2 separate regions of the Homo sapiens genome follow, and region 1 is linked to region 2. The links are chromatin contacts, found by Hi-C or POLR2A ChIA-PET in ENCODE. All regions are on one chromosome and are shown on one strand. The core of a region is the stretch at or near the end of the contact, and the rest is flanking DNA. Distances in the headings are between cores, read along the strand shown. Region 1 holds the start of GNPNAT1 (glucosamine-phosphate N-acetyltransferase 1). Region 2 holds the start of RTRAF (RNA transcription, translation and transport factor).

What was found. A loop is a pair of places that touch in the nucleus more often than their neighbours do. ChIA-PET counts read pairs that join two places held with the same protein, here RNA polymerase II (POLR2A). Pooled maps may share reads with other maps.
Region 1: a map of B cell shows a loop between it and region 2 (5-fold over the local background). The contact joins the promoter of GNPNAT1 here to the promoter of RTRAF in region 2. A Hi-C loop is called at or near these places in 4 of 168 maps with a recorded cell type or tissue (B cell, CD4-positive, alpha-beta T cell and naive thymus-derived CD4-positive, alpha-beta T cell) and 9 of 50 pooled maps. POLR2A ChIA-PET finds 5 or more read pairs at or near these places in 1 of 52 experiments (activated T-cell).

What each region holds. Positions count from the first base shown.
Region 1 is chr14:52,789,827-52,795,945 of GRCh38, reverse strand. GNPNAT1 (glucosamine-phosphate N-acetyltransferase 1) reads left to right here and starts at 4,339. Exons shown (of 6, transcript NM_198066.4): 1 at 4,339-4,518. LOC105370500 (a long non-coding RNA gene) reads right to left here and starts at 4,158. Exons shown (of 3, transcript XR_943867.3): 1 at 3,620-4,158. RefSeq lists enhancers at 3,717-4,231, 4,232-4,745, 4,853-4,942, 5,023-5,112 and silencers at 4,143-4,362, 4,463-4,542.
Region 2 is chr14:51,984,882-51,991,732 of GRCh38, reverse strand. RTRAF (RNA transcription, translation and transport factor) reads right to left here and starts at 2,187. Exons shown (of 8, transcript NM_016039.3): 1 at 2,033-2,187; 2 at 292-416. The coding sequence starts at 2,093. LOC105370497 (a long non-coding RNA gene) reads left to right here and starts at 1,149. Exons shown (of 3, transcript XR_007064166.1): 1 at 1,149-1,214; 2 at 3,044-4,570. RefSeq lists enhancers at 1,708-1,767, 2,108-2,402.

The DNA of each region.
Region 1 (6,119 bases), core at 3,090-5,589, 800 kb before region 2:
AATTACCCAGTTTCAGGTATGTCTTTATTAGCAGCATGAGAACAGGCACACAGCCTCACTCATAAAAAAAAGAAAAATTATAGCTGGGTACAGTGGCTCATGCCTATCATCCCAGCAGTTGGGAGGCTGAGGTGGGCACATGATGGCTTGAACTCATGGCTAGTCATGAGTTCGAGACTAGCCTGAGCAATGTGGTGAAACCTCATCTTTAATAAAGATACAAAAAAATTAGCTGGGTGTGGTGCTGCACGCCTGTAGTCCCAGTAACTCGGGAGGCTGAGGTGGGAGGATTGCTTGAGCCCAGAAGGCAGAGGTTGCAGTGAGCTGAGATTGTGTAGCCATATTCCAGCCTGGGCAACAGAGTGAGAACTTGTTTCAAAAAGAAAAGGAAAATTGCTTGAGTTTCACTTGCATTATGGAAATAATAGTGCCCACCTTATGTCACAGGATTCATATGAGGATCAAATGAAATAATTTATAAACATGTTTAGAGAATGTCTTCGCCTATTTTCTACTACTGTAATAGAATACCAAGACTGGGTAATTCATAATAAAAAGAAGCATATTTGGCTCACAGTTCTGGAGGCTGGGAAGTGCAAGAGCATAGTACCAGTATCTGTTGAGGGTCACCCCATGGCTGAAGGCATCACATGGAAGGAGTAGTGTAAGAGAAAGAAAGACAGGGAGGAGCTGAACTCATCCATTTTATCAGGAAACCACTCCCACGGTAACAGCATTAATCCATATTATGTGAGGGAAGAGCTCTCATGACCTAATCACCCCTTAAGGGCCTCACCCTCTTAATACTGTACCATGGCAATTAAATCTCAATGTGAGTTTTGGAGGGGACATTAAAACCATAACAGAGAATTATAACTTTAAGACCATATTAAGTATGTACCATATTACCTTTTTTTTTTTTTTGAGACAGAGTCTCGCTCTGTTGCCAGGCTGGAGTGCAGTGGTGCAATCTCGGCTCACTTAAACCTCCACCTCCTGGGTTCCAGTAATTCTCCTGCCTCAGCCTCCTGAGTAGCTGGGACTACAGGCGTGTGCCACTACGCCCAGCTAATTTTTGCATTTTTAGTAGAGACAGGATTTTACCATGTTGGCCAGGATGGTCTCGATCTCTTGACCTCATGATCCACCCACCTCAGCCTCCCAAAGTGCTGGAATGGTACAGGCGTGAGCCACCGTGCCTGGCCTGTACCATATTTCATCCAATCTTAGACACATCCATTGTATGACACGCCATTAATTTATATACCACTAAGAAAGAAACAATGTGGCTAATTTAAAATTATAATATCTTATCACTTGGAACTTGTAATACCTAGTGAAACAACTCTTCTATACTTAATTAGACATGGATTGTTATATCTAATTCCTGTGCAAACATTAAGAGGAAAATATAAATGAAATAAATTGGCTAAGGTATTCTTTTTTGGGGGGGGATGGAGTCTCGCTGTTGCCCAGGCTGGAGTGCAATGGCACAATCTCGGCTCACTGCAATCTCTGCCTCCCAGGTTTCAAGTGATTCTCCTGTCTCAGCCTCCCGAGTAGCTGGGACTACAGGCATGTGCCAGCACACCAGCTAATTTTTGTATTTTTTCTGAGAGACAGAGTTTCACTATGTTGGCCAGGCTGGTCTTGAACTCCTGACCTCGTGATCTGCCCGCCTTGGCCTCCCAAAGTGCTGGGATTACAGGTGTTAACCATGGTACCCGGCCAAGGTATTCTTAAACTTCTCATTCAGGCCAACGTTCCTGAATCACTTCTCAACTCAATCACTGACATCTATGTTTATCCACGTAATAGCCTTATTTGTGCCAATGAGAATATTGTTGTTGGTCAGACGCGGTGGCTCACACCTGTAATCTTAGCACTTTGGGAGGCCCAGGTGGGTGGATCACAAGGTCAGGAGTTCAAGACCAGCCTGGCCAACATGGTGAAACCCCATCTCTACTAAAAATACAAAAATTAGCTGGGTGTGGTAGTGCGCACCTGTAATTCCAGCTACTCAAGAGGCTGAGGCAGGAGAATTGCTTAATTGGAACCCAGGAGGTGGAGGTTGCAGTGAGCTGAGATCACACCACTGCACTCCAGCCTGGGCTACAGAGTAAGACTCCCTCTCAAAAAAAAAAAAAAAAAAAAAAAAAAAAAAAGAATAATGGTGAATGCAGCATTTCTTCTAAGAATCTAGAAAAATAAATAAAAATCAACCAAAGGACATACCAATGGTTCCATTAAACCAGAAGTTGAGACTGTCTCCTGGTTATCTTGGGCTCCTCATTGCCAAGTGAACCTACAGGCAAAGAAAGGGGTTAACTGTACTGGCCAGAGTAATCGACCTTGTCTATTAAGGAGAAATTGGGTTCTTATGGCCCAATGTGGGTAAGGAGGAGTATATGTGGAAAGTATGAGATCTCTGGGGGTACCTCTTACAAGCCTTGTGTTCTGTGATTTTAGAATTGCTTATGTTTCACTTTTTGCTAATTTATAAAACATACAGCAGTTTGTTGTACAGGATAAACTCACTGAAAACATTTGACCAGAAGTCTGATAAGAAAAACGGGGAGGGCCATATGCTTAAGATTAGTGGTGTGTACATAAGCATTTTTTTAAATTTTTGTTTGTTTTGAGACAGGGTCTTGCTCTGTGGCCCAGACTGGAGTGCAGTCTTGCAATCATGGCTCACAGCAGCCTCTGCCTCCCGGGCTCAGGTTATCCTCCTACCTCAGCCTCCTGAGTAGATGGGACTACAGGCACATGCCACCATGCCTGCCTAATTTTCAGTATTTTTTTTTGTAGAGACAGGTTTTTACCATGTTGCACAGACTGGTCTCAAACTCCTGGGCTCAAGAGATCCACTTGCTTAGGCCTCCCAAAATGTTGGAATTACAGGTGTGAGCCACTACGCCCAGCCATGAGTGTTTATTTTATTTATGCCTTACATATTCTTTTTTTTTTTTTTTTTTTTTTTAGAGACAGGGTCTTGCTCTATTGTCCAGGCTGGATTCAACCTTGTGGGCTCAAGTGATCCTCCTGCCTCAGCCTCTGGAGTAGCTGGGACTACGGATGCATACCACCACATTCTGCTCATGCCCTATATATTCTTTTGTATGTATGGGTGTAAAAACAGAGATAAAAACAGAGATATGGATGCCATCAACTCACTGATGTTTGAAGTTCTGAGAAAGCATAAATCAGTAAAGGAGTTAACTGAAATTTAAATCTCACAAATGAGCAAAAAATATGATTTCTGGTATATGATCTATGGGGTTCTTTGAATACTATTGCTTAAGAATAAAATACTTTGCGATTTCAATAAATTGAAAATTATGGTACAAGGCAAGGAAGGGGAGCTACTAGCTATGAGACTTTTGTAAATTATGTAACATCTCTGAACCTCTGTTTCCTCATCTGTTAAAATAGGGACAAAGTGCTACTTAGGTAAGACACTTCAGAAATGGGGCTCTGAAAAAAGTCACTTTTCTTCTCCTAACGAAAGGTTTCTAAACCTCAGCACTCCAGACATTTCAGGCCAGGTAATTCTTTGTTGTGCGGCGCTGTCCTGCGCACTGTAAGGCGTGAAGCAGTATTCCCGGCCTCTACTCACCTGTGCCCTCCACCATCTGTAGATTCCAATGACATCTCACCCCAGATGAGAGGCTGAAAATGATTCATACATTGCCAAATGTCTCCTGGGAGGCAAAACTGTTGCAGTGGAGAACCGCTGTCCTAACCCCATGTTCATCCAATAAAGGGTTTGAGGGACTGAGAAATGAAACAATAGTCCCGAAGGAGTAGAATGCAGTGGCCCCAACTCCTAGTTTCATGAAGGCAGGAACTGTGACTCAGAGGCCTGGGGATGCGGAGCTCTGAACTGCCAGCTGGTAGGAAAAGTCCTAATTAATGGATTGAATCATGAAGGGAGGGCAACAAGGAACAAATGGAGAGGGCCAGTGGCCGAGCCTTCGGTCTCAGGATCAAAGAGGCCCACACTGGTCACCACTTACGCTGCTGGGCTGACTGCTAGGTAGACGTATCTGCAGATAAACCGAGACAATGACGCGGTGGGAAAGGCCTTGGGGAGCGAGGAGGAGGAGCCGGGAGAGGCCAGCTTTGGTCCGGCGGCCACCGCCCCAGGCGCCGCGACTCGAGCCTCAGGCCCCGCCCCTCGCCCTCCTGGTCCCGCCCCCGCTCTCCGAGCCCCGCCCCTCGCCCTCCTGGTCCCGCCCCCGCTCTCCGGGCCCCGCCCCTCGCTCTCCGGGCCTGGGCGGGTGGCGCCTTGGCCTCCGCCTCCGCTCGCCTGCGCGCGGCCCTGCGTGAGGGGGCAGAGGCGAGGTGGAGGCGTTGGCGCTGCCACGTCTGGGCCGCGGTTCCCAACTGTGGCGCGGGCGGTGGAGGAGGAGGTGGGGCTGGCGCTGAAGCCGGATCCGGATCCGGTGCTGTGCACACTGGTGGGGGAGAGTCCGACGCGCCTGGCTAGGAGCGCCGACCGCAGGGCCTCTACGGGTGAGGAGGGACCGGGGCCGGGGCGCGAGAGCAGGACCGTGTGTCCTGGGGGCTGGGGCGGGCCTGCCCTCAGGTTTATCTAACAGGTGTGTCTGGTGCCCCGGCCAGGCCCCCGGGGGTGTTGTGTGGAGGAGCTGGGCGTTAATCCTCGCCAGCTGGGTGCACATGGTGTGGAGCGCGGTTCCCAGGAAGTTGAACGCACGCGCGCCTGGAGCAGAGGTTAAGGATGATGGCCAGCGGTCCGGCCATACGCTGGTCTTGGCCTGGCAGGGCTGGAACTGGGACTGGGGTCGGAACTTCGCTCCCCAGACTTTGGCGTGGGAAATGAGACAGTTGGTCGCGCTCTCTGCAGCCATCGGTTTTGAATGGGCACGAACGTCCCAGGCCCCTTCTCTTCTCCCATTCCCGGGCGCATCCCACGGTGGTCGGAGCCATTGAGGCAGCTGCTCCGAAGACCACCTCCGCACCGAGTAGGTCGGCGCTTTCCCCAGGGTACAGAGGGACATTCTTTGTCTCTTTTTCCTAGGCTCCTACCCCTAGAAATACCGAGTACTGTACTGTGATTTCTGTTGCGGGAGCTGATGTTTATGTAAGCCAAACTAATTTAAAATTTTCATACAAAATTGAACGGGCGATTATAGGATTCGTTTTGTTAGGATAATCCCTCATGAACGAATCCTAGAATGGATCTTAAGAAATTAATTTAGGCAGGATTTGCTAAATAGGGGAGAGAGCGCTAGCTGTATGGTATGATGATGTAAAGATTGGGGTCTGTTGAGGATGGTAATCGAGCTCAAGATGCGAAAACGAGGATTCTAGCCCCAAGTCACTTACTTGCTGTGTTACCTAAGGGGCAAGTCTTGGGAGTTCCAGGTGCTCCAGCTTCCTCATCGGTAGACTGGGAATAACGCCTAGATTGTAAAGGTCAAACTATCAGAAAATACTTTTGAACATTCATGCAGTTACACAATTTAATAAATATGGCCAGGTGTGTTAAAAATCTTTAACGGAATAGATTCAGAATGGATTCTTGTTATCGAAATTGTTATAAAATGAATATAAAGGAATCCGAAGTCCGCCCCTCCCCCATTCACCTGTACTTAGAAGGTTCCCCAGGAGCTCTTGAGAAATACATAGGCTGGTTTAGATTTGGCCTTAGATTGTATTTTTTAAAATTTGTAGATCGACTTTTAAAATCTTCATCTCCGGTGTCTATTACTTGTTGCTCTCCGTTGGTTGCTTCTAGCAGCAGCCTCTCTCCCCATTCGTATTCCAACCTGATACAGAGGCTCAGACGCCAAATAGTTGAAGTTTTGTTTAAAAAATATTCAATTGAGTGAAAAAATATTCAACTGATGTGATGACTAGTAAAAATGAATTTGGTGTATGCTTTCCGCGATATTGTGGCAGTTTGGGAATTTTTTTTTTTTTTTTTTTTTTTGTCCTTCTGGATTTTCTGAAATGTGACCTACAGGTAAGTCTTATTCGTTATTCATTCACTAGGCATTATTGGGCTAGGGTTAGGCTTAAACGGGTCTTCTAAACGCCTGCTAATTTAGCAGTTAATCAGAAAAGGTTCTGAGGAATACTTAAGGAGGATT
Region 2 (6,851 bases), core at 938-3,437:
TTGGGCCATAAAGGGAAAGCGAAATATTTACATCATTATTTATTTAAGAAACTTCATGTTTCTAGAGAAAACTATTTCTACCTAATACTGAAAGCTTGGTAGGAAGACATAAAATAATTTGCTCTAAAAGCAAAAGACACATCTAAGAAAAAAGCAAAATCCCTGAAATCCAGCTTTCCTAACACTGATCATTATCATTTTTTTCTTAAAAGAAGAAAGTAATTTTAAGCTCATCTTCATGATTTTTCAGACAAACTCTCTGTATTTTTACTTTACTTCCTAATTCATTACCTTTTCAAAGAACTTGGGCCAGTCGCTGCTGTGGATGTTTCTTAAATTCCCTCTGTCTTCAATCTTGTAGTGCCTGATTTTCTGGTCTTCAAGCCAAACGATGAAGTTTCTAAATTCTGTTTCATCTGCAATAAAAAATATCACATAAATAACTAGAAGCACTACATAAAATACCTCCTTCTCAGGTATATGTTCAGATATATGTTCTTGTGGAATTTTCTTAACTTCAAAATACTAAATTAATTGAACCAAAAGAGGGAGTTGAAAGTACAGATTCTGGAGTTGAAAGTACAGATTAACAATGATCTGTTCAAATCCTGGGTCCAGATACTTACTGGTTGTGTGAACTTGGGATAATCACCCACATTTTCTGTGCCTCAGACTCTTCAGCTACAAAATGAGGGTGCTAATAGAACTTACCTCATAGAGTTATGAAGATTAAAAGAAGTTGTTTTATTTAAGAAGTTTCTTAAATAAAATAAATACGGATAAAAACAGTGCCTGGCACATAGTTTTGCTATTTAAGTGTTACATATTAATATTCCAGTTCCTTTGCGGACAGAAAGGGGAAGGAGGGCAAGGTTAAATTTATAGCAAAGTAATAAAGTAAAATATACAACAAAATAATAAGTAAAAGAAATTAAATGACAAAAAAGACACTGTGACAACTGTTGTCATGGAATGTTAACTGCACATTAAGTGCATAATTGTTTCGTTTAATCCTCCCCATACCTCTTTTGAGGTAGGTAATATCCCATTTTACAGATAAGAACATTGAGACTCAAAGATTCCAATCCAGAACAAGGCTCTATTGTCACTGATACTTTTTTGTTAAAGTAGAAAAACAATAGATTATAATTTGATATGCTTCTACAGGCGATCAACAAAACACTGTCATCCTGCTTAGAAATTATTTTCAATTTGTGAGTCAAATTCAAGCTTCCATTATAAGGTCTTGAGAATTACACAGTGGTCTGAGTATCACAAGTTATACTTGATCACTTTCAAACTTACCAGTCTATCACAGGCCACAACTATACAAAGGAAACGAGTAGTGGTGGGTAGCAGTTTAGTTACAGTGAGTAGCAACGTTATTACTTTTTAAAATTCTAATGCTGTAAAATCCCAAATACCTTTGTATTCACAATTCAACCTTCCCACTCATCTGCTATTAACTTTTTTGCAACACCACATAACACAACTAGCCCGTTACTACACGCGCTTACCCTCCCACTGTGATCGGTCCTGATTTCATTGTGTACTGTCTCAAACTGCTCAGTGGGTTCTGATTGCTTCCACCCCTCGTCCCTTTAGCTCCTGGCAGGCAGTGAACTAGTCTTCAAGTTACTCAGCACCTTCCTCAGAATCCAGCACCGCGCTGGCCCATAATTAGCAGGTGCTCAAGGTATCGCCTAATTACCCAGGGAACCATGGAGTTGAATAGTGAGTGAGAAAGACGAATGCTCTCCCTTTTATGTACAGAGAAGGTAGTTACGTGATGCTTGGAGTTAAGCAAGTGCAGAAAGTAACATGCCGAGACAGGAGTAGGTGAGAGGGCTTTAAAGGCGGGAAGGGGCGGCGAAGAGCCGAGGTACGTGGCGACCCAGAGGAGAGGGGCCCGGAGGCTGCCGGCGGAAACCAGGCCGCCGAGGGTCCCGACGGGGAGGTGGGGTGCGGGCACTGAGGCTGGGACCTCCGCCCAGGTCAGGGACACGCGGCCGGGCTGAGGCCGCCGCCTCACCTTTGCAGTTGAAGCCGGCGGGGTTGTGGTAGTCGAGAGCCGTCAACTTGCGTCGGAACATGGTCCCCGCTTCTCGCTCTGGTCCCCCGGGCCTCGGCCGGGAGAGAAGAAGCGAGGTGGAGCGGGAGGCGCAGGCACCGGCGACGCGGCGAGAGGGCGGGCAGGCGCTGAGTCGCTCCGAAATGACGGCGGCCTTCGCCAATCGTGGCTTAAAAGCGGTGGCCGCCGGCAAATGCCCACCAATCGCGGCTCCGGCTGGGGAGGCGGGGCCACGTCGGCGCACGTCGACGCTCAAATAAACTTTATTGTCAGCTTCCTGGTTGTACAATAGGCAGAAAACCACCGGGAAGCCACTTTCCTTTCTTTCTTGCTATAGCATGCAGAGAATAGTATATGTAGGCTTTTGGTATTCGCTGTACCTCCCGTTGGATTACAGAATTACTGTTTAGTGTTTTGAGTGCATTCATTCATTTTATTACTCCTCCTACATAACAGGTGCTCTTCTAACACTGGTAATACAAAGACTACAAAGCAAGGTCCCTATAGTAAGATGCTTTCAGACTAATTGGGAGTGATCCACAGGTAAACATACAATTGTTAATACGATGCGATCGTTCCAGATATCCTCAGCCAGAGTGAAATCTGAAGCCGAGATCGTCCCTCACTCCCCCTCACCCTCGGTCACAGCATCCAGTAGGTCACCAATTCCTGCCATTCTGTCTCTCCTAACTCTCAAATCCCTCACCTCCTTTCGGACCCCACTGATACAGCCACAGATCAGATCCTCATCACTTTTGCTTACTCTAATTATCTGATTGATTTCTTAGGGCCAGTCCTGCGTTCTCCAAACCATTCCTCCATACAGCGATGAGAGAGATTTTTCTAAAGCAAAAACCTGTACATAACTTTCTCTGCTTATGTTTTAGTGGTTCCTGGTTACCCCCTAGAAATAATCAAAACTCCTTATTGTATTTAAGATCTTTCCTGATCCAGTCTCTACTTGCTTTTCAGACAGTGGAGAGAGAGCAGTGAACAAGACAGACCAGGCCCCTATTTTCATGGAGTTTAAAAGGCTAATGAGGGAAACAATAAACAGATAAGTATAAACTAAGGCTTGAAGATGGTGAGGCATTCACCATGCAGTCAAAAGGGTAACCTAGTTTGAGGGAAGAGGATGTATAAAGGCAAGAAATGAGCAACAGCATGGCCCAGAGGGACTAGAGCTTATAGGGGCTGGAGGGTGAGAGGGAATGACAGCTGATAAGACTATAGACAAAGGCAGGGCTCTGATAAGGAAAAGCCTCTCATGGCAAGCTAAGGGGAGCTATTGAAATTCTTGGGGGTAAGCCAACTATGTACGTTTCATTTCATTTCATTAATTAAGATTTTAATTAAACACTTAGGATCTGAGGAGCATACAAATGAGTAAACTACAGTCTCTATTTTCAGGAAGTTTAAGTATAATGACAAATATAGATGTGTAAATAAATACTTATAATCTGGAGTTAGAAAGAGTAAGTGAATTACAAGAAATATAAAATGTACTACAAAGAAGTACAGGCCAGGTGCAGAAGCTCATGCCTGTAGTCCCAGCACTTTGGGAGGCTGAGGTGGGAGGATAGTTCAAGCCCAGGAGTTTGAGACCAGCCTAGGCAACATAGTGAGACTTTGTCTCTATTAAAACTAAAAAAAAAAAAAAAAGAAGAAAGAAAAATTAGCCTGGCATGCTCGTGTGTGCCTGTGGACCCAGCTACTCAGGAGGCTGAGGTGGGAGGATCACTTGAGCCTGCAAGGTTGAGGCTGCAGTGAGCCATGATCACACCAACCTGTGCAACATGTAAGACCCCATCTCAAAAATAATAATAATAAAAAGAAGTACAGAGGCTAGAATACAGCTTTAGTTTTAAGGGGGCACTGTAAGATAATCTGTATTTTTCAATTAAGGTGCTTATAGAGTGAATCAAGAAAATCAGTTCAAGAGTGTCTCATTTCCAACAAAATTTGATCAAAGATATGGCTATAATCTCATATTGTAGTGCATGCTAGTTGTATAATTAATGAAATACTAACCAAAAAATGAAAAAATGAACCAATCATGGAAGGGAAAATAATAAATACTTACATATAAATAATAAATTAAAAAGGGGGAAAAATACAATTGCAGACCATGAATTTCTTTAAAAAAATAAGGAAAAACATCTCTTACCATTTGTTTTCTGAAATTGACCTTTCAAGGCAAAAAATGAAGTTGTTTGCTCCTGGCCTAGTCTTTCCACTTCAGGGTCCCCATTGTCAGCAACTTAAGACTGTCCCTAGTCATCAGCCCCGGCCACCACCAGGAGTGGGGAGGTTGGAGGAAGATTCAGATGATGCAGAATGCTAAAGTGTCAGGGGATACTTGAGCAGGGGATAAAGCAAACTTTGGGAAAGAAGTATAAAATAAATATTAATCCATTTTTTATGTTAAAACCCAGTTATCTTTTTTTTTCTCTGAATTTGAAGGAGTTCTTTGACCTATTCTGAATGGAGTGTCCAACAGTAAGTGAATCTTACATAATTCCATTTCTGAAGACCAAGCCCTCTGTATACTTCAAGAAAAGGAAACCAACTTTTGTGTGTGTGTGTTTTCATAAGTACCCAGTGTTTAGCTCCCACTTATAAGTGAGAACCTGTGGTATTTGGTTGTCTGTTCCTGTGTTAATTTGCTTAGGATAACGGCCTCCAGCTGCATCCATATTGCTGCAAATTTGGACATAATATTTGTTCTTTTTATGGCTGCATAGTATTCCATGGGGTATATGTACCATATTTTCTTTATCCAGTCAGCCTCTGATGGGCATCTAGGTTGATTCCACGTCTTTGCTATTGTGAACAGTGCTGCAATGAACATGAGAATGCATGTGTCTTTTTGGTGGAAGGATCTGGAAATCAACTTTTATTATCAAATGACCTGAACTCCAATCTAATGGTTGATCATAGGTTTGACAGGCTATTAATTCATCTGTTGAATTGTTCAGTAAAGTGTTTAGAGTGTCAATTACATGCCAGGCAATCTTGTAGGCATTTTGGAGTCATCTGAGAGCTTAAACACAACAACCCTGACCTCAGGGAGCTTATCATTGGGCAAGGGAAGACAAACAGTACAATAATAAATAAATACATTATTTACTATTCAGAAGGTTCTAAGTACTATAGGAAAATTATAACAAGGTAAGGGGGGCAACAAATAGCGGTGGGGATATAATGGGTGTTGCAGTTTTAGACAAGATGGTCAGGTTGGGCCTCATTGAGACAGTGAAGTGTAAGGAAAGCCTAGAAGGAGGTAAGGAAGTTAGCCACACAAATATCTGGGGAAAGAGATTTCTAGATGGAGTACTCAAAAAAAAAAAAACCAAGATAAGAATGGTTTTTATATTTTTAAATGGTTGAAAAATCAAAAGAATAATAATATTTTATGACATGTGAAAGCTATATAAAATTCAAATTTCAGTGTACATAAATAAAGTTGTATTGGAACACAGCCATGCCCATTTGCTAACTGGCTGCTTTGGTGCTACAAGGGCAGAGTTGAATAAATGCAACATAGACCACATGACTCACAAAACCTAAAATATTTGCAAGGGCATATATGGTTGCAGAAATGTAGAGGTGGCCATTTCAACGGTATTGCCAGGGCAACACATTATCAAGAAAGGCAACCAGTCAGAGGTAAAAGTTGCTCTTTGAAGGACAGTTTCACAACTTGTAACAACTTTTAAAGTCTTGGCAGTTTTACTAGAAGCCTTTGTTCAAATTAGTCTTCCGAAAACAGTGAACAGAACAAGTTGGTAATAACCAGGAATAGCCACAAAAGTCTCTACAGTGCACAGAAAAACAGGTTTTATATTCTAATGAATGTTATCAATTGAACACCCCATGAAATCAGAATTTTTGGAACAAGTTGTATAATGCAGAAAGGTCTCTCTCCCTGGGGGAGCCTCCCGATGAGCAAACATCTCCTTTATCTCTTTCTGAGACTCTTTATGTTAAATATGAAAACTTGCTGCTTTTTAAGGTCAAGCTCTGGAATTTCATGATTTAGCATTAAAAGCAAAATGGCAGGGCAGTAGAACTCAATTTTATTGGTAGAAAACGAATAGGAATGAATAGGAATTTATGTAGTCATGCAAACAGCATAAAGCATTCACCTTCCACATCTAATACTGCAGAGGAAACACTTGCCGAACAGTGAAAACAACACAGAGGACAATACAGCCAAGAAGCACAGACAGGCCATTCCCAAAAATGTCTGGTAGGGGGCTAGATGCAACTTTCCTGAGATGTGATCCAATAAAATCTATTTTATACTTGAGCCAGATTTGGTTGGGGTTTTGTAACTTACAACTGAATAGTTCTAACATGAGGACAGATCCCAGAGAGAAAGGAAAGAAAGATCCACGGACTTGGTGGGACTAAACATAGGATGGGAAGGAGGTGGATGGCTTAAAGGAGGTTTCTAGAAGGTCACCTATCAGAGATGTGATAAGCAGTGAATTCTTGCATAGAAACAGGAGCACCGGTAGAAGGAAACCAGTCTGAGGAAGCTGAAGAATTAAGTTCTGCACCTGTTGAAATCGAAGTCCTGTAGATGTAGCCCATAATCACTACTGAAATGTCAGGAATGAATGTGAGTGAGTGGATGAGATGTCCATTGAGGAGCCATCAGCATAAAGTTGTAGATGGAAACTGTTACAGTAAGGTCCCTGAGGAGACGGGGAAAGAAAAGAGGACTGAAGACTTCATCCTAGGAAAACCCAGTATTCATATTTAAGGAGTAGGA